Regions from separate parts of the Mus musculus genome. Here region 1 is linked to region 2. Evidence: chromatin loops called from intact Hi-C (ENCODE). Cell type or tissue: left cerebral cortex. All regions are shown on one strand. Each heading gives the region's core, and the rest is flanking DNA. Links, peaks and the distances in the headings are about the cores only. Region 1 holds the start of Dnajc17 (DnaJ heat shock protein family (Hsp40) member C17). Region 2 holds the start of Rad51 (RAD51 recombinase).

Region 1 (9,228 bases), core at 553-8,552, 93 kb after region 2:
GTTAGAACCCCTATCTTAGACTGCGTTTTTACCTTTCCTGAGTGGCATGTCAGCAGCCCAGCAGCCCAGCAGCAGGGCAGAAACACAGACCAACAGTATATACCCTTCGAAAAGCTTCAAATGAAGGGCTAGGTTGCTAAAAACAGAAGGGAAGGGCTAGAGAGATGGCTCAGAGGTTAAGAGCACTGTCAGTTCTTCCAGAGGTCCTGAGTTCAATTCCCAGCAACCACATGGTGGCTCACAACCATCTGTAATGGGATCCGATGCCCTCTTCTGGAATGCAGGCATAAATGTAGATAGAGCACTCACTCACATACATCATACATGCATACATACATACAAAAAGAAAACAGAAGAAAAGGCATACAAGAACTGGAAAGACTATGAACCTGAGCCCTGGCCTGATCCTGACACTTAGTCAGTAGACAGTCTTGACATGCTTCAGAATCTCTGGAGATCAGTGAGCAGCAAACAATCACGAGGACTCCCTCTGCCTGCTTCTCCCTCTGCTTCTCCCTCTGCCTGCTTCTCCACTTCTGGGTGCTCTGCCTGCATTTATATCCGTGTACCATGTGTGTGCCTGCTGCACCTGTAGGTGATCCCCCGGAACTGGAATTACAGATGGTTGTAACCACACCATCAATGTGACGAACCAAGCCCAGGTCTACAAGAACATCTCTCCAGCCTCCAATCAACTAAGCTGATAATCTTTTGTTCCCTTAAGTTTTGAACAAAATACATTCTCAGGGAAGCCTTCCCTGATCATGGCTTTTTTTCCCCCTCTTCCTCCTCCTCCTCCTCCTCCTCCTCTTTCTCTTTCTCTTTAGATTTATTTGTTTTGTTTTGTTTGGGTTTGGTTTTGGTTTTGTCGAGACAGGGTTTCTCTGTGTAGCCCTGGCTGTCCTGGAACTCACTCTGTAGCCCAGCAGATTTGTTTTATGTAAATACACTGTCACTCTCTTCAGATTCACCAGAAGAGGGCATCAGATCTCATTACAGATGGTTGTGAGCCATTATGTGGTTGCTGGGAATTGAACTCAGGACCTCTGGAAGAGCAGTCAGTGCTCTTAACCACCGAGCTATCTCTCCAGTGCCATGTTTTTCTTTTTATTCCTAAAATATTTCCCCTGTATGGTTCCACTGAGCCTCTTTTCACGTCAGAGGTCATGAGTTACAGCACTGTTTGAGCTGACAAACCCCAAGTGACTTTTTTTTCAGCACTCACCTCTTCCATGGCCACCTGGGATATTGTCTATGGTGATAAACTCCATCAATTTGATTCGCATGTAATACTGAACTCTGGTAAAGCTCAACTTTGTTTTACTTTATCCTGTCTCCCTTCTCTACTGATCTCTGCTTCCCTTGAGATCTACTGGAGGACAATCCGCAGTACTTGGCTTTCTCCTGCTACATGAGTTCTAGGAATCAAAGTGGCCAAACAGGCTTGGCAGCAAGCACCTTTATCTGCTGAACTATCTTCTCAGCTCTTATTTTGGTTTTCTGAGAAAGCACCTTAAAATGTAGTACTGGCTGGTCTGGAACTATGGACAGGAACCAGGATAGCCCCAAATCTGTAGGCAATTTTCCTGCTTGTGCCTCCCAGTTGCAGTGATTACAGATGTATAGCTCACAGATAAGTATTTAACTTTAAAACGTGCAATGAATTAGGCATGGTGGTGCTCAGTATTTGGGAAGGAGAATCAGGAAGATCAGTCATGCCAGACCAGCCTGGGTTACATGAAACCCTGTTTCAAAAACCAAAACACAGAACTTGCAAGGAGGATACAATCGCTAGAGGACCTCCCTGGCACTGTGCCAGGCACTGTGATTACAGGCATTGTACTAAGTGCTTTGTATGGATCCAGTCTCAACAATGCAACCAGGAGGAAGCCATCACTTCCACTGGGCAGATGGGGAAACCAAAGCTCAGAAAAGTTAACTGTTCACGGCCACTCCTGGGCTAAGTCATAAACCATCCTCAGGCAGTCCTGACTCCAAAGTTCCTGTCCTTAGCCACACCTGCCTGTACGTTCAAAGACTACTGACACGTTTACAGTTCACAGCACTGCAGGCTGTTCTACATGGATGTCTATCCACCTTCAAACCATGACAGCTATTACAAGCTTTAATTCTTGACCTTACTGAAGATTGGTTAGAAGAATTCCCACTTTATGCATGGCATGTGCCTGTTGAAATCATCAATCATCATTAATTAATCATCATTAGAAAATGTAAGCTTTGGGGCTAGAGATGCTCAGCAGGTAAGATCTTAAAGAGGACCTAAATTCAGTTCCTAGCTCCGACATCAGGTGGCTCACAACCACCTGTAATCTCGCTGTGCCTGGCCTGTGCAGGCACCTGCATTCATGTGCACACGAACAATAGACACATACACATGCTTTAAAAAGAAAATGTGAGCTTCTTGGGAAATCACCATTAGCCACCAAATTTCAAAGTAAATAGCCCCAGAGGCAAGGCACAGAGGCTAGAAACAAAACACAAGTGGCCACTCCTGGGGAGAATTTCTATTCACATCTGTACCAGCACCAGACACAGCTTGACACCCAGTAGGCACTTAATAAAACTGTTTGCAGGCTATGAGATGGCACAGTGGAAGATTGCAAGCTTGCTATGTACAAAGCCCTGGCTTTGATTGCCACACCAAAAGAAGTGTTTACAGGAAATGGTTCCATCCTCCTAAACAATATAAGAAGGAAGGAAAGGAAAGTTTGACTTTGTGAAGGGTCAGGGTGTGCCTGCCCTAGCTGGGTACCTGGTGTGCTGTTGTCAAATGTCAAGATTCAAGCAGGGAGATGGACGACCTCATACCTACTTGGTGGGAATATAAATCAACCTTTCTGTGAGTCAGTGTGCAGTGTGAATCATAATCTTGTAACTACATTAACTTTTGGTCTACTAACTTCACTTTGTCTGAAAACAACACTGCGTGCTCATTCGATCATTCACCAAGTATTTACTGAACATCTGTCCAGCGCTAGGCATTGTTCTAGAAGCTAGAAACTGCAGCAAACAAAACAGGAAGGTGCTGCCAGGATTTTTACACCCTGATGGGAGAGGCCAACAGAGAGCAAATGGCATTAACATAACATGTGGGACAATGAACTGAAACAGCTCCCAGTGGTCAAATGTCCAGCTGCCTCTGTCTCCCAAGTGCTGGGATTAAAGTATTGTAATCCCTGGCTGATGACTAAAGTATTTTAACTCTCAAATCCTGCCTCTAGTGACATACTTCCTCCAAGAGGCCACACCTCCTAAGCCTCCCAAACAGTGCCATCAGTTGGGGACAAGTGTTCAAAGGCCTGTGATTATGGGGGACATCTCATGACAACACCACAATTATCACATGGCAATCGTATATTTAATATTTAACATCTTGAGGAATCCTCACATCTTTAAGCAACAGTCATACCACATGCAATGGACAACAACTCCAATTTCTCTGCATCCTCATATACATATGCGTGTATTTATTTTGGCCTTAGAACCCTAACAGTAAGTAGTATCTAATCCTAATTTATTTGTTTTTGAGACATGTGGATCATAAACTGGGCTTGAACTCACAGAGATCCACCTGCCTGAGGTTCCTAAGAGCTAGGATTAAAGACTTACCCTACCACACTCAGCCCAGCTATTTTTTGAGACAAGGGCTCACTAGTCCTGAAGCTCACTGAGTTGGCTAGACTGGCTGGCCAGCACTGCTCCGGGAGCCTCCTGTCTCCGCCCCTCCCAGCACCAGGATCACAGGTGTGCACTGGCACACTTAGGTTTTATTTATGTCCTCATGCTTATGTGGTAAGCACTTTACCAATCAAGCCTGTGTGAATCTGAGTGTGGCTATCCACACAGAGCTTCTACCCAAGGAAGCCAGCCGCACATCCCCCACCTCCACCCCTGGAGCTAGCGTTCCTTGTGATTGTCAGCCACTCAACTTGGGTGAGGAGAATGAAGCTCAGGTCCGCTTTACCCTAACCACTGAATCAGCTCCCCCACCACACTTTGACCGAAATTTTAAATGGAGTTGTTTTGTGGCTTTTTGTTTTTTTATTTTGTTTTGCTTGCTTGTTTGTTACAACTTTTTACATGCAAAAACCATTCTGAGTGCATAGCCATTAAACAAGTAGTCACAGAGGGCTGAAAAAAATGAAGAGGATATAATGGCTCTTCCAGCGTCCATATCAGGTAGCTCATGACTGTAATTCCAGATCTCACTTACATGCACACGCGCGCGCGCACGCGCACACACACACACACACACACACATACACACACACACACTTTAAAATAATATAATAGGGACTAGACAGATGGCTTAGCAGTTAAGAAACCTTGCTGCTCTTGTAGAGGACCTGGATTCAATTCCCAGGACCCACATAGTGGTTCAAAACTATCTGTAACTCTAGTTCCAGGGAATCCACTCCTCTGGGCAATGAGGGCACCTGCATTCATGTGTACATACGCAGTCACACGTGCCTAATTAAAAACAATAAAACTAAAGCGAAAATAAAAATTTAAAATATAAAATAATTTGTTTGTTTTTAAGATTTATTTGTTTAATTTATGTGAGTACACTGTTGCTGTCTTCAGACACACCAGAAGAGGGCATCAGATCCCATTACAGATGGTTGTGAGCCACCATGTGGTTGCTGAGAATTGAATTCAGGACCTTTGGAAGAGCAGTCAGGGCTCTTAACCCCTGAGCCATCTCACCAGCCCCCAGATCTGCTTCTCAAGAGGTAGAAGCACAGAAAGTATTGAGGAATTAGGCAAATAACAATAGAACTAACCAGCGCGGCGGCATGGTGGCACATGCCTTTAATCCCAGCACTGGGGAGGCAAGTGGATTTCTGAGTCCGAGGCCAGCCTGATCTACAGAGTGAGTTCCAGGGCAGCCAGGGCTATACAGAGAAACCCTGTCTCAAAAACAACAACAACAACAACAACAACAACAACAAAGACTATAACAATAGAACTAACTGCAGACTGGTGTAAAGTGCTGTAAAGGAGGGAGTCAGCTGCTATGAAAGAGAGTGACAGGCAAAAAGACTAGGTTGGAGCTCAATAGGACATCTGCCTAGCAAAGTCCTAAGTTCATATCCCGCATAGGGGTTGAGGAGTAACAGACAAAACTTCACTGAGGGGGCCAACTAAACTGAGTTGGGTTCTTTTTAAAATATATGTCTAGGGCTGGTGAGATGGCTCAGTGGGTAAGAGCACCCGACTGCTCTTCCGAAGGTCCAGAGTTCAAATCCCAGCAACCACATGGTGGCTCACAACCATCCGTAATGAGATCTGACTCCCTCTTCTGGAGTGTCTGAAGACAGCTACAGTGTACTTACATATAATCAATAAATAAATCTTAAAAAAAAAAAAATAAAATAAAATAAAATAAAATATATGTCTAAGTGTATGTGGGAGTATGTATGCACATGAGTGCAGATGTCTGCAGAGGCTATTGACTACAGATGCCCCAAACTCATATCCTCTGGAAGAGTATGCTAAGTATTGTGAGCCTTTTTAACTGCAAAGACATCTCTCCAACCACCCCATCCCCCTCGTTGTTTATATATATATATATATATATATTTTTTTTTTTTTCCCGGAGCTGAGGACCGAACCCAGGGCCTTGGGCTTGCTAGGCAAGCGCTCTACCACTGAACTAAATCCCCAACCCCGTTTATATTTTTTAAGTAGGGTCTCTGTGCTGTTTTTTTGTCTGAGACACACACACACACAATAATAGAAAGAGGAGGAGGTGGTGGAGGAAGAAGAGGAGGAGAAGGAGGAAGAAGCAGCAGGTGGTGGTGGTGAGGATTATGATTTGGGGTTGGAGAGCTGGCCCAGTCTGTAATGTGCCTGTTCTGTAAGCAGAGGATTTGAATTTGGATCCTAAGCATTCAGGTAAAAAGCCTGGATCCCAAAAGCAGGGCACGGGGCATCCTAACATTTGGGAGGCAGATTTATCGCTGTGAGTTCGGAAAAACTAGCCTGATCTACATAGAAAGTTCCAAGACAGCCAGGGCTACATCAACTTTTCTTCGAGAGAGAGAGAGAGAGAGAGAGAGAGAGAGAGAGAGAGAGAGAGAGAGAGAGAGAGAGAGAGAGAGAGAGAGCGAGAGAGAGAGCCGGGCATTGGTGGCGCACACCTTTAATCCCAGCACTTGGGAGGCAGAGGCAGGTGGATTTCTGAGTTCCAGGTCAGCCTGGTCTACAGAGTGAGTTCCAGGACAGCCAGGGCTGCAAAGAGAAAGCCTGTGCTTTACGAGTATTTATTTCTACATCCATTTTTGACTTCAGCCAAATCTTCAGGAAGCTTTCTGAGCAGGATGACCACAACTTTACTGAAGAATCCAATCACCCTGATTTTCTGCCCCAGAGCACTCTTTCTGACACTCAAGCATTGGACAAGCAGTCCAGAAGTATAAGAGCATTGATAAGATCTCTTGCTGGGCGGTGGTGGTGCATGCCTTTAATCCCAGTACTGGGGAGGCAGAGGCAGGCGGATTTCTGAGTTCGAGGCCAGCCTGGTCTATAAAGTGAGTTCCAGGACTGCCAGGGCTATACAGAGAAACCCTGTCTCGAAAAAATAAATAAATAAAAAGGATCTCTTCCCCCCCCCCACCTTAAACACGTTAAGACAGCTGACCTTAAACTCCACAAGAAACTGAAGTTGACCTTAAATTCCTGATTCTCCTCCCTCCAGCGCCCAAGTGCATTACAGGCTTGGATCACTATGCCCAGCCCGGTGGGCATTACTTTTTATCCAATGAACTCCCCTGCGTGTACTGTCACTATTGCCACCACAATCTAAGAGTAAATAACAGAAACCTTAAGTACAGCACTTGAGATAAGTGGACCCCCACACCACCTGCTTTAACCTTCTGATCCTCTTGTTTAACCCGCTAAGCAGCACGCACTGACAACATTGGAACATCTGATACTTAAAAAGAGGAAAAGAAAACTGAGGCCTCTAGGTTCTAGGCCTCAACGTCAAATCCAGAAAAAGAAGAGGGGCTGAGGGGAGGAGTTAGAGCCTAGAGACTTTTCTTCCTAGGATCCCCCTGAAGTTAAAACAGACTAAAACCAAACACCTCCAGACAGACAGGTAAAACGTTCAGCGTACAAACTGATGCTGCGCAGGCGCAAAAAAGCAGGCCTGGGCTCTCAGGTTCAACCGGCCTCCAAACAGTGTGGCAGAAGGGACAGCACGGTCACACAGTTCAGAGTTCTCAATGCCTCCCTCCCTAACCCAGTCCTCAAGCCTTTCAGGAAGTGCCCGGAGGCCCCCTTTTTAGTCATTGGCCGTCCCTCGCTCCGGGTCCAGGATAGGGCGGAGCATAGAAAGCCGGAGCCAGGCGCGCGCCCTGACGCGAGGACCGAAGAACTGCTTTGCCTATCAAGTTCTCACCTCTTTGTCTGCCGCCTTCTCCTCAATGCCGAGCAGCGCGTACAGATCCATTTGTAAGAGCTCTTTGGTCACCGCCATGGTTCTAGTCCAAACTTGAATTGATACTACAACTCCCAGGAGTCTGAGCGTGTGCGTGGGCGCGGGGCTTACTCGCTCCGAGCCGGCCCAAAAGCGCGCTAAGCCTCCTGGGATGATGCCTTCCGATTCTCGTCTGACTGGCTGTGGAGGAGCGCGCTGCGGAGAATGAACTACGACTCCCAGCATGCCCCACTCCGCTGCCGCCCCGCCTTGGTGAGTGCAAAGTCAGAATTCTCCGCGCTGGGCCGCCCCTGGACAGCGCCGATGGGCGTGTGGGACTGGGCTGCACAACCTGAGGGTCTGAGAGGCCTACCCTGCGCTGGTGAGAGGCTAACCTACCAATTCTGCAGCGCCGAGAACTGCTATGGAGAGCAGGTGCTACGGCTGTGCTGTCAAGTTCACCCTCTTCAAGAAGGAGGCGAGTGTACTCCCAGAAAGCCGAAGGGCCAAGGGAGGACGCGGGGCGAAGGGAAGGGAGTTGCAGGCTAAAGACCGTTTGACGGCTTCTTTTCAGTTGTGTGGTTTTGATGAAGTAACCCGGTTAACCTCTCTGTAAAGTGGGTCGGATGCCCACCCGTTTCCGGGTTAAGATGATGGTCTGATGAGGTTCAGTGAGGTAAAAGCACTTCCTGCAAATCCCGATGACCTTAGTTCGAACCCCAGGACCCACATGGTGGAAGGAGAGAACTCCTGAAAGTTATTCTCTGATCTCCACACACATGCCATGATATGCATATGTCTGCACGCATACACTCACAAAGAAATAATGTAAATTAAGAAAATGTAAAGTAGCTTCGGTGAGGTGCTGTAGCTGAAAAGACCCTAGAAATTGTAAAGTTTCCAAAAGCTACACTTTTTTTTTAAATCTCCACCTACATTCTATCCACTCCCCTTCTCTCCATCTCTGTCTTTAAAGTCATCCCATGCATGCCGGTTGCTCTCTGTTCTGAAACCTGCCCCGTCCACAGCTTGCCCTTTTCTCCCCAGGGCACAATGAAAAAGCCTTCTTCTCAACCACATTCCCCTTGTGAGCTGCAAGGGAAGTAAATGGGACGAATTCATGGTGTATAGGATTGGAGCACTTACATATCAATTTTGGTGTCAGAGTTCAAATTTCAGCTGCCCTGTCTTATTCAAAGAATGATCTAATTGAACGGTCATGTAATTTCACTGGCCCCTGTTAAAATAGAGATAATACTGGTGGGCATCAGGATCAAATATGATGACGTATGTAAGTGATGATGGTTATAACAAATGATGAATTTTAAGGTGCAGGCTTAGTGCCTGGCACACACTAAGTACTTAATAATTGAAGCTATTGTTACAACCCTATCCTGAGGCGAACCTCCCACCATCTCTACCAGAACAGAGAAAGCACGGGATCTGCACCCAACTCTGATTCTTTTTGTTGACAAGCCAGGGACCTGACACACTGGGCCTTGTTTGTCTTTGCACTACACCCCCATGGTAAGAAATTGAAAATGGTAGAAAGCATGTGAATTTTGCCTGAAGTTTTATCTAATTTGAATAAGACTCCGGAAACAAGGAATTGCTGAACCCATCTCGGCCAGAACCCTAGGGATACCACTCTTCCTCCTTCCTTCAAAATCTGGTCACAACTTCACTTCCTTCTTTCTGTGAGTGCTTAGAGGGTCTCAGAGAAGAGCCATCGGGGCTGGGTGAGACATGCTTCCTCCTGCTTCCTGTTTCTTATAGTATGGCTG
Region 2 (9,228 bases), core at 813-8,812:
GCACACATGCCTACACTGGCTAAAACACTCATATACATGAAATAAAAATGAGTCTTTTTTTGTTTTTGTTTTGTTTTTTGGTTTTTCGAAACAGGGTTTCTCTGTATAGCCTTGGCTGTCCTGGAACTTACTTTGTAGACCAGGCTGGCCTCAAACTCAGAAATCCGCCTGCCTCTGCCTCCTAAGTGCTGGGATTAAAGGCCTATGCCACCACCACACCAGCTTACAGAAAGTATATGTAGACCATGCTGTCCACAAATTCAGAGACCCATCTCCCTCTACCTCCCAAAATGCTTCCTGCCTATAATCCCAGCACTTGAAAAGTGGACACAGATGATCAGGAGTTTAAAATCAATATCTCCTGTAAGTATTCCTTGGATGGAAGGATATCCTGGGAGGGAAGGGATGAATCCAGGAGTGGTTGCCTCTGCTCCTGGGAGAGGATAGAAGGGCACTAGACAAGGCGGTTGGGGGCAGCTTATATAGGATTTCATAGAGGGTGGGGCTTTTCAGGGCAGAGGTTTTTATTTTTATTTTTTTGGTTTTTCGAGACAGGGTTTCTCTATGAAGCCCTGGCTGTCCTGGAACTCACTTTGTAGACCAGGCTGGCCTGGAACTCAGAAATCTGCCTGCCTCTGCCACCCGAGTGCTGGGATTAAAGGCATGCGCCACCAACGCCCAGCTCAGGGCAGAGATTTTGATTTGACAGTTGGTAAGACTTCAAGTCCTGCGTTTGGGGAGCTCAGGGACTGGTGGGCTTCCCTGTCCTTGGTTTGGTGGGTTTTTGTGAGAAGTACAGAGATTGGTAGGTTTTTTGGCTCAAGGATTGGTGGCTTTTTTTTTTCCACCCTCTCTTTTCTGCATCAGGTTCATGGGTTAGGAATGGCTTTGGCTGAGGTACCACCTCTGTGGAGCTACTGGAGAGGAGACATTGCCACCGCGGACAGCTCCTGTGGTGCTAATTCATGAAGTTCATAGGCTGAGGCAGGAAAGGTGCCACCACCATGGACAGCTCCTACGACTGCACCTCTAGCTAGTAGCAGGCAGAATTGGGAAAGGATGTGTTGCCACAGTGGAAAGCTACTCGTGACAGTATCAGGGTAAGACATGGCTGTTTGGCAGGTACTGGCATTTTAACAGCTCATGTTGAGGCATCTTATGGGTAGGTTGGAGCAGGAAGAAGGAGCCAGCAACTGCTTTGACAGCTTGCCCAGAGTCTACATCTACTACACACCAAGTCGAAGGCCAGCCTGGGCTACAGGAGATCCTATTTCAAAAACAGAGACCGAGGATTTCATTCAGGAGAGTGTTCATCTAGCATGCACAAAACCCTGGGTTTGATCCTAAGCATCTGTCTAAACTTAATGTGGTGCACCACAGTGGTTATACTTTTTATTGTCATTCAGACGCCTTGTCAAGTTCTTCCAGGCCATAGCCACCGCCAGTTCTCCCTATTCACAAATTGTGATATGAGCAAACACAGTTGTACACAAGAGATTATCCTAACATCTCTCCTTTATAGTCCAATAAAAGTCTAATTTCTCTAATGCCAATTAACTACATACAATAAGAACAATAATGAGAACTGTCAGGTAGGAATTACATTCAGTGTCTAATCATCTCTGTTTGGCAACTTTGGAAAAAGTACCCCACTATCCTAACTTGGTGAATCTAAAGTTCTGTATTTAAATCACTTTCTACCATAATTGTATGAATCAACCTAAAAACATCATTATTCTCATTGTATGATAATATCAGTTGTGCTGAGGTCTGGGGCCCTGTTAACAGTAGCAATGAAAAGATGGCTAGCTATGCAGCTATCCTAACACCATTTAATAAAATATTTTACCACTATTGATTGGTGATGCCTTGATTATCATATACTAAATTGTTAGTTTTTTATCATTTCAGTTTGTAGGAGGCAGAACAATGAACCCTTAATGTCTACATTTGTAACCCCAGAAATGTAATAATGTTACTCTGTTTAGCCATAGAGGTTTTGCAGATATATTAGCTGGGCAGGCATGCTATCACATACCTGTTAATCCCAGCACTCAGGAGGCTAAGCAGAGAGGATTGTTCCCTAGGCAACATACTGAGACTGCCTTTAAAAAGCAAAATAAAATTCAGAGAGAAGATTACATTCCTGCTGATTCAAATCTGATTGAGCTTGCTTCCCTGGAACTTCAGGTCATTGGGTTACAGATGTGGGTCAGTTGAATACTTGCCTAGTTCAGGAACTCAGAGTTTGATGCTCTGCTCAGTACTACATATACCAGTCATAGTGGTAAGTTCCAGTAGTCCCAACACTCAGAAGGGTCCAAGTTCCAAGTATCTTCATCTACAATGCAAATTTGAGGTAAGCCTGGGCTACATATACCAATTAAAGAACAGACATGACTAAGATTGTATAGTTCAATATTTTTCCAATTACAGTTATATTTTTAGGAATTGTTGGTTCTCTTTTAGAATTCTAGTTCATCTTTTTTCCCAGTTCTTAGGTTTTTGGTTTTTGAAGAAAAGTACTCAGACTAGTTTAAGCATTTTGGGATGTATGGGTTGTGCTAAATTACCAAAAGCAACACCCATGCTGCTGGGCCTCTGAAGAAGTGGAAAGATCTGAAAAGTGATAAGAACGAAAAGCAAGTTTTTGGGTCTTGGGGTATTTGTTTCTTCTACCCCTTTCTATCTCAATTTAACTGAGAATGAATAAACCTTTTCTTGTTTGACAGCCACTGGTGTCCTTTGCCTCTTAAATTTCTAAGCTAAGATTTGCCCAGATTATAATTCTAATTTCCAGGAGGAGCAATTCATTTTTTACCTGCTATCAATCAGTTTGTTTCTTTCTACAACCAAAATGCTTCTTGAACTGGTCTGTCATTGTCAAATATTTAACTCAAACCTCTGTCTCACCTGAAATACTTTTAAGAGGGATTTAGCTCAGTGGTAGAGTGCTTGCCTAGCAAACACAAGGCACTGGGTTAGGTCCTCAGCTCCAAACCAAAAAAAAAAAAAAAAAAAAAAAAAGTTTCATGGAGGAGATGGCAGCTGCCATGAACCCTGGCTACCTGAGTTGAATCTTGAACTTCCATACGTGGTAGAAGGAGATGACTGACCTTCAAGTTGTCTTCTGCCCTCTACTTGTGAAAACAGACACACACACAATGTATTTTTAAACCAAACCAAACCATCCTTTGACGTAAAATAGTATAAGTATAAAATACAAATTTTATCCACTTTAAAACTACTCACAACAGGCAGTGGTGGCGCATACCTTTAATCCCAGCACTTGGGAGGCAGAGGCAGGCAGATTTCTGTTCAAGGTTAGCCTGGTCTACAGAGTGAGTTCCGGGACAGCCAGGGCTACACAGAGAAACCCTGTCTCAAAAGAAAAAAAACTACTCAGCCCTGTGGGCACACACCTGTATGGGGTTGGGAAAAAAAAAAAAAAACAAGCTACATGGGAGTCTGAGGCAGGAAGATTCAAAGTTTAAATGTCACCCTGGGAAATTTATCCAGAGAAACTTAACTAAGGTGTCTCTCAAAATACAAAGTAAATATACATCAAGAATGGTGGCTTTTTTTTGTGCAACCCCAGACGTTGGGGAGCTGAGTCCAATCTGGGTTACAAAGAACCTGTCTCAAAAATAATTACCTGGGGCTGGCGAGATGGCTTAAGTGGTTAAGAGTTCCCACTGCTCTTCCGAAGGTCCTGAGTTCAAATCCCAGCAACCACATGGTGGCTCACAACCATCCGTAACGAAATCTGATGCCCTCTTCTGGAGTGTCTGAAGACAGCTACAGGGTACTTACATATAATAAATAAATCTTAAAAAAAAAATTACCTAGGGCTGAAGAGATGGCTCAGCAGTTAGGAGCACTGAGTCCAGTTCCCAGTAACCACATGGTGGCTCACAACCATCTGTAAATGGAATCACAACCATCTGTAAATGGAATCTGATGCCCTCTGGATGTCTGAAGACAGCTACAGTGTACTCATTAAATATAAGTAATTTTCAGCTAAGCATGCAGCTACGTTGTTGAAGTGCTTGTGTGGCATGCATACAATCCAGGATTCAATCCCCAACACAGAACATAGTAATGTTCCAGCAGTACAGGAAACAAAGGTGGGAGAAGGATTGTCATTCTTGGCATAGAGTTAAGGAGCCGGGCGGTGGTGGCACACGCCAGCACTTGGGAGGCAGAGGCAGGCGGATTTCTGAGTTCGAGGCCAGCCTGGTCTACAAAGTGAGTCCAGACAGCCAAGGCTACACAGAGAAACCCTGTCTCGAAACCAAAAAAAAAAAAAAAAAAAAAAAAAAAAGAGTTCAAGGAGTATGAGATCTTGTCTGAAAACACCTAGATGTATAACAAGAAACATACGAAGTTCCTGGCAAACTCCACAAACCTTTACTTTATTCAATTTTGCTCCTACTTTTCTGGAGTAACCACTACAAAGCGAGAGAAGAAAAAAAACACTAGAGAGTGAGTTATTTCGCTTTAGTTTTTGGTAGTTTTATGAATGTATATATTTAGATTATATCCACCGGTCCCAACCCCCGCCCAATTAAAAGGTTTTTTTTTTCCACCTCGCTGATTCCCACACTGGTTTTCTAATCGCTGGCTCCATTCGCAGGTTTTATCTTTATTCCAGCTTCTTCATCTCTGCCGCCCACAGAGACCAAGAGAACACCTGGTTCCAAAGCATACCATCCCAACTACCAAAGATCCACACTCTGCCAGAACTGGCCAAAGCCTTTCTGACCGAAGTCCACATCCGCTGTGCAAGAAGTTTTGCAGAGGTGCTTCCGCAGCAGTGCATTCTGGGTTATGTAGTCCTGGGCTGATCACATCGTCTTTGCAGACTTGTAGTCCTCAGTCGGGTAACCAGAAAGGCCGGATCAGAACAATCATAAAGGAAGGGAAGAGTGACCCTACGAAATCACTCGGCTTCAAAGCCGTCCGGCATGTCCGTCAGGTTCGCAGCAGAAGCGGAAGTAGGTATGAGGCGGGTCGGAGAAAGGCGTGATGACGTTGCAGCGATAGGAGCGTGAGGATTTGGCGGGATTTCCGAAAGTCGCGCGCCGTGCGCAGATCCGCGCCTGGGCAAAGCCGAGGCGCTCCCACAGGTGTGGCCAGGAAGACTGAAATTTTTCGTAGAAAACCTGACAGAGGAGCAACGAAGCGCGTTCGAGCCGGGTGAAGTGGGGGGAGTGTGGTGTGTGCAGAGCCGGCTGCCCGGAGGAGCGAGCGGCCCGTGGCCGCGGGACAGGTGAGTGTGCGGCGCCGGCGCACCCCTTCCATGGCCGCTCGGCTTCTTGAGCCGGCTCAGGCCAGTGCTCCCGTAGCCAGCTTTGTGGGTCCCCTCTACGCTGAGAAACCGGAGAAAGGCGGAGCAGGGCGACCAACCGACCGACGCTAACTGACCCACTGAATTCGTTGTGGAGAAAACCGACCTGTACTTCAAGCATTTGTTTTGAGACCCGAGGTCACGACCTAGGCTGGGCAGGGCTCGAACTGCTACCCTTAGTCTCCCAATGCTGGGATTTACAAACTTTCAGGTTCACTTCTGTGGTCCGGACGCAGGAAGCTGAGATCAGAGAAAAGTGCTCACAGCTGTTACGTAGTAGGGCCAGGGCTAACAGATTCTTGGTTACTTTAAAATGAGGGTAGTGGCTGGTCTCTCTGGAGACTGAAGTAGAAGGCCCCAGAGTTCAAAGATTGCGTAAGCAAAAGAGTAGCAAAGACCGAGAAATAAAACAAATTTCTAAAGAGAATCTTGGCTAGATGACTCACCTATATAATCGTAGCACTTGGGAGAGGCAGGAGGATGACAGTTTCAAGACCATCCTGAGCCACAAATGGAAGAGCTGTCTCAGAAAAGGAAAAGTGAAGAACAGGGGCTGGAAGGTGGCTCTGCTGTTAAGAGCACTTGCTGCTCTTCCCAAGGAACTGAGTTCAGCTCCTGTACCCACATGGTGGCTTACAACCAACCATAACTCCAGTTCCAGGGGATCCAGTGCCGCCTTCTGACCTCAGATACCAGGCATGCTTGTGGTACGCACACATGTATGCAGGCAAAATTCTCATGAACAAAAAAGAAATCTAAAAGGAACTTCCAAGAAATAAAAATAAAATGAAGTATAAAATACAAAGATGTATAAAATACAAGTGTATACGTGAGTGAATACAAAGTGAATATATTGGGGGCTAGAGAGAGGGCTCAGTGGTTAAGAGCACTGACTGCTCTTTTGAAGGTCCCAAGTTCAAATCCCAGCAACCACATGGTGGCTCACAGCCATCAGTACAACTGCAGTGTACTCATATACATAAAATAAAATCTTTCAAAAACAAGACAACAAAAAAAGAATGTATCTATGTAATCACTAATAGACTGCTGTTACCATGCTATAAACCTCTTGTTATCCTTCCTGGTTTTAGTATTTCCCCCTCACCCTGATGGCTGAACAGTGATTTCTAAAACTGTTCACTAAGGTGGCCTACCTTTAAAAGGCATTATTTAGGCAGGATCTGATTTTGTAACCCAGAAGCTAGTTTGGAACTCGGGATCCTACTGTCTCTGCCTTGTAGGTGCTGGGACTACAGGAGAGTACCACTGTGCCGGCCATATTTTTGGTTTTGTTTTTTTTTTTTTTGATCAAGGATCTTGCATTTTAGCAAAAACTGACCTTGAACTCCCCATCCTGACTCAGCTTCCCCAGCTCATCTTCGCCTGTTTTTAAATTTCATGTAAATATGTCAGTGGTATTGGATGTTTGTTCCATATGCTTGCCAACACTTGATTTTTTTTTAATTTTTTGATTTTTTTAATAATTTATTTTATATGCATTTGTGTTTTGTCTGCATGTATGTCTGTGTGAGGATGTCAAATCTTGGTGTTGTAGACAGTTGTGAGCTGTCATGTGATGCTGGGAATTGAATCTGGGTCCTCTGGAAGAGCAGCCAGTGCTCTCAACCTGAGCCAGTCTCAACACATATTTTATGAAGGTCATATAGTATTTTATGAACTTGGGAATGGGTGTGGGGGCTGCTTTTTGAGATAATTTAACTATGCAGCGCAGCCTGCCCTTAAATTTGTGGTCGTCTTCCTGACTCGCCTTCCAGGTGCTAGGGCAGTCATGGACCTCCATACCAGGCTTTTTTTTTTTTTTTTTTTTCTTTTTTGACAGGGTTTCTCTGTAGCCCTGGCTGTCCTGGAACTCACTTTGTAGACCAGGCTGGCCTCGAAGTCAGAAATCCGCCTGCCTCTGCCTCCCAAGTGCTGGGCGTGTGCCACCACTGCCCAGCTTGAATGATTTCTTTATGTTTGTGTTCTGATTTTCCACCTCTGATTATGCATCTAATTATGTATATAACAAATAATTTCTCTACAGTTTTGAATTTTTTTTTGAGATAGGTAATCCATGCTAATCTCAAACTTGTTATACCCCAGAGGATGAATGGCCTTGAGTTTCTAGTCTCCTTACCTACTTCCCAAATGCTGGGATTACAGACATAACTACCATGCCTGGTTTTATGCACTGCATAGCTTCAAACTCAGGGCTTGGTGCGTGGTAGGCAAATGCTACCAATTGATCTACATCCCAAAGCCCAAAGTTATGAGTGTAAATGTTGTCAGAGCTAAGGGTTTATTTCGGTAGTTATTTAACCTGTCCAGGAACCGGAAATCCATCTTCATCGCTGACAGTAAGATAAATACACTCAGTTTCTTGTTTGCTTGGTGGCACTGAGGATTCGCCCTGGTACCTCTTTTTCATCTCCTGGACAAGGACCGTTCCATAGGCTGCTATATGTATTTCCAGCCTGCGTTTTCAAGGCTGGAAATACTGTTCACTTTTAGATTGTTGTTGCTGTACGTATCTAGTTCAAGAATTCCTCTGTTCCAAGAAGATGGAAATATTCTCTTTTGGAATTTTACTCATCCTGTAGTATAGGAAGAGCTTGGAACTTGCTGCTTTGTGAAAAAAAAAATTTTTTTTTAAATATATTTTGAATGGGCTGTCAGACATGCCTGGGGTGTGTGTTTGTTTGTTTGTTTGTTTGTTTGTTTGTTTTGGTTTTTCGAGACAGGGTTTCTCTGTATAGTTCTGGCTGTACTGGAACTCACTCTGTAGACCAGGCTGGCCTGGAACTAAGAAATCCGCCTGCCTCTGCCTCCCGAGTGCTGGGATTAAAGGCGTGTGCCACTATGCCCCGCTTGTTTGTTTGTTTTAAGCTTATTTTTATTTTATGTGTTTGAATGTTTTGTTTCTGTGCCTGAAAACATAACACTCCTGTGTCGTGTCCGCATGGTCAGAGGGGGTGCTGAATCTCCTAGAACTGAAGTTATAAACACATGAATTTCCTTGTGGGTGCTGAGAACTGAACCTGGATGCTCTCTGTAGAGCAGCGGTTGCTCTTAACCTGTGGATAGGGAGGGCCAGCTGCAGTTCTTCAAAGGTGTGTCGGGAACTAAACTTGCACTTCTTAATTACCCCCGAATGTTTCTCTAGTGTTCACTCATACTGGCGGCTGTCTGTGTTTTTTAGTCATGGCTATGCAAATGCAGCTTGAAGCAAGTGCAGATACTTCAGTGGAAGAAGAAAGTTTTGGTCCACAGCCTATTTCACGGTTAGAGGTATGTTCTTAGTTGCTAAGTATTTTCTGACAATGCTGTAATAAATTGTTCTACCTAATGAAAAAAATTAACCTTTACAGAAATTAAATTAGGGTTTCAGGAGGTTGTCAAGGTTTCTACAGAAAAGCACAGGATTGTAGCTAAAGATGTCTGGTCAAGTCTCTCAACAATTCTCTTCCTACTCTGTTGTCTCCCTAAGAGCTGAACTTTAGAAACGAAGGCCTAGGATCCCCCAGTGGAATCTCTGTGCTACTTATACTAAGTATAAAAATGCTCATGGGGGCTGGAGAGATGGCTCAGCAGTTAAGAGCACTGATTGCTCTTCCAGAGGTTCTGAGTTCAAATCCCAGCAACCACATGGTGGCTCACAACCACCTGTAATGGGATCTAATGCCCTCTTCTGGTGTGTCTGAAGACCGCTTCAGTGTACTTATATGTAATAAATAAATAAATCTTTTTTAAAACTGCTAATGGGGAATTAGTGGTGTAACCCAGGAATGCACATGGGAAAGGGGATCAGCCTCCGTCTGTCTCCACTGGCCCCGGCTGTCATTGGGCAGACCGAAGGGTGTGGGGTTGTTAAGGTGTAA

What was found. Hi-C counts contacts between places; a loop is a spot of excess contacts. Peaks named below come from ENCODE experiments on the same cell type or tissue, not always from the same donor. Only the 100,000 strongest peaks of a DNase experiment are listed, where the experiment ranks them.
Region 1: a loop joins it to region 2, with 2.4 times the contacts of the local background. A loop is called at or near these places in 2 of 42 quality-filtered maps.

What each region holds. Positions count from the first base shown.
Region 1 is chr2:119,201,262-119,210,489 of GRCm38, forward strand. Dnajc17 (DnaJ heat shock protein family (Hsp40) member C17) reads right to left here and starts at 7,534. Exons shown (of 11, transcript NM_139139.2): 1 at 7,427-7,534. The coding sequence starts at 7,504. It overlaps Zfyve19 (zinc finger, FYVE domain containing 19), which reads left to right and starts at 7,459. Exons shown (of 11, transcript NM_028054.3): 1 at 7,459-7,922; 2 at 9,221-9,228. The coding sequence starts at 7,869. In left cerebral cortex, for the core only: a CTCF peak has its summit at 4,583 (motif pointing right); DNase peaks (open chromatin) are centred at 1,817 and 7,628; H3K4me3 peaks cover 1,947 bases; H3K27ac peaks cover 1,301 bases.
Region 2 is chr2:119,107,763-119,116,990 of GRCm38, forward strand. Knl1 (kinetochore scaffold 1) reads left to right here. Exons shown (of 24, transcript NM_029617.3): 24 at 1-2,735. It overlaps Rad51 (RAD51 recombinase), which reads left to right and starts at 5,052. Exons shown (of 10, transcript NM_011234.5): 1 at 5,052-5,272; 2 at 8,550-8,638. The coding sequence starts at 8,552. In left cerebral cortex, for the core only: CTCF peaks have their summits at 5,096 and 5,295; DNase peaks (open chromatin) are centred at 4,862, 4,965 and 5,454; H3K4me3 peaks cover 1,432 bases; H3K27ac peaks cover 731 bases.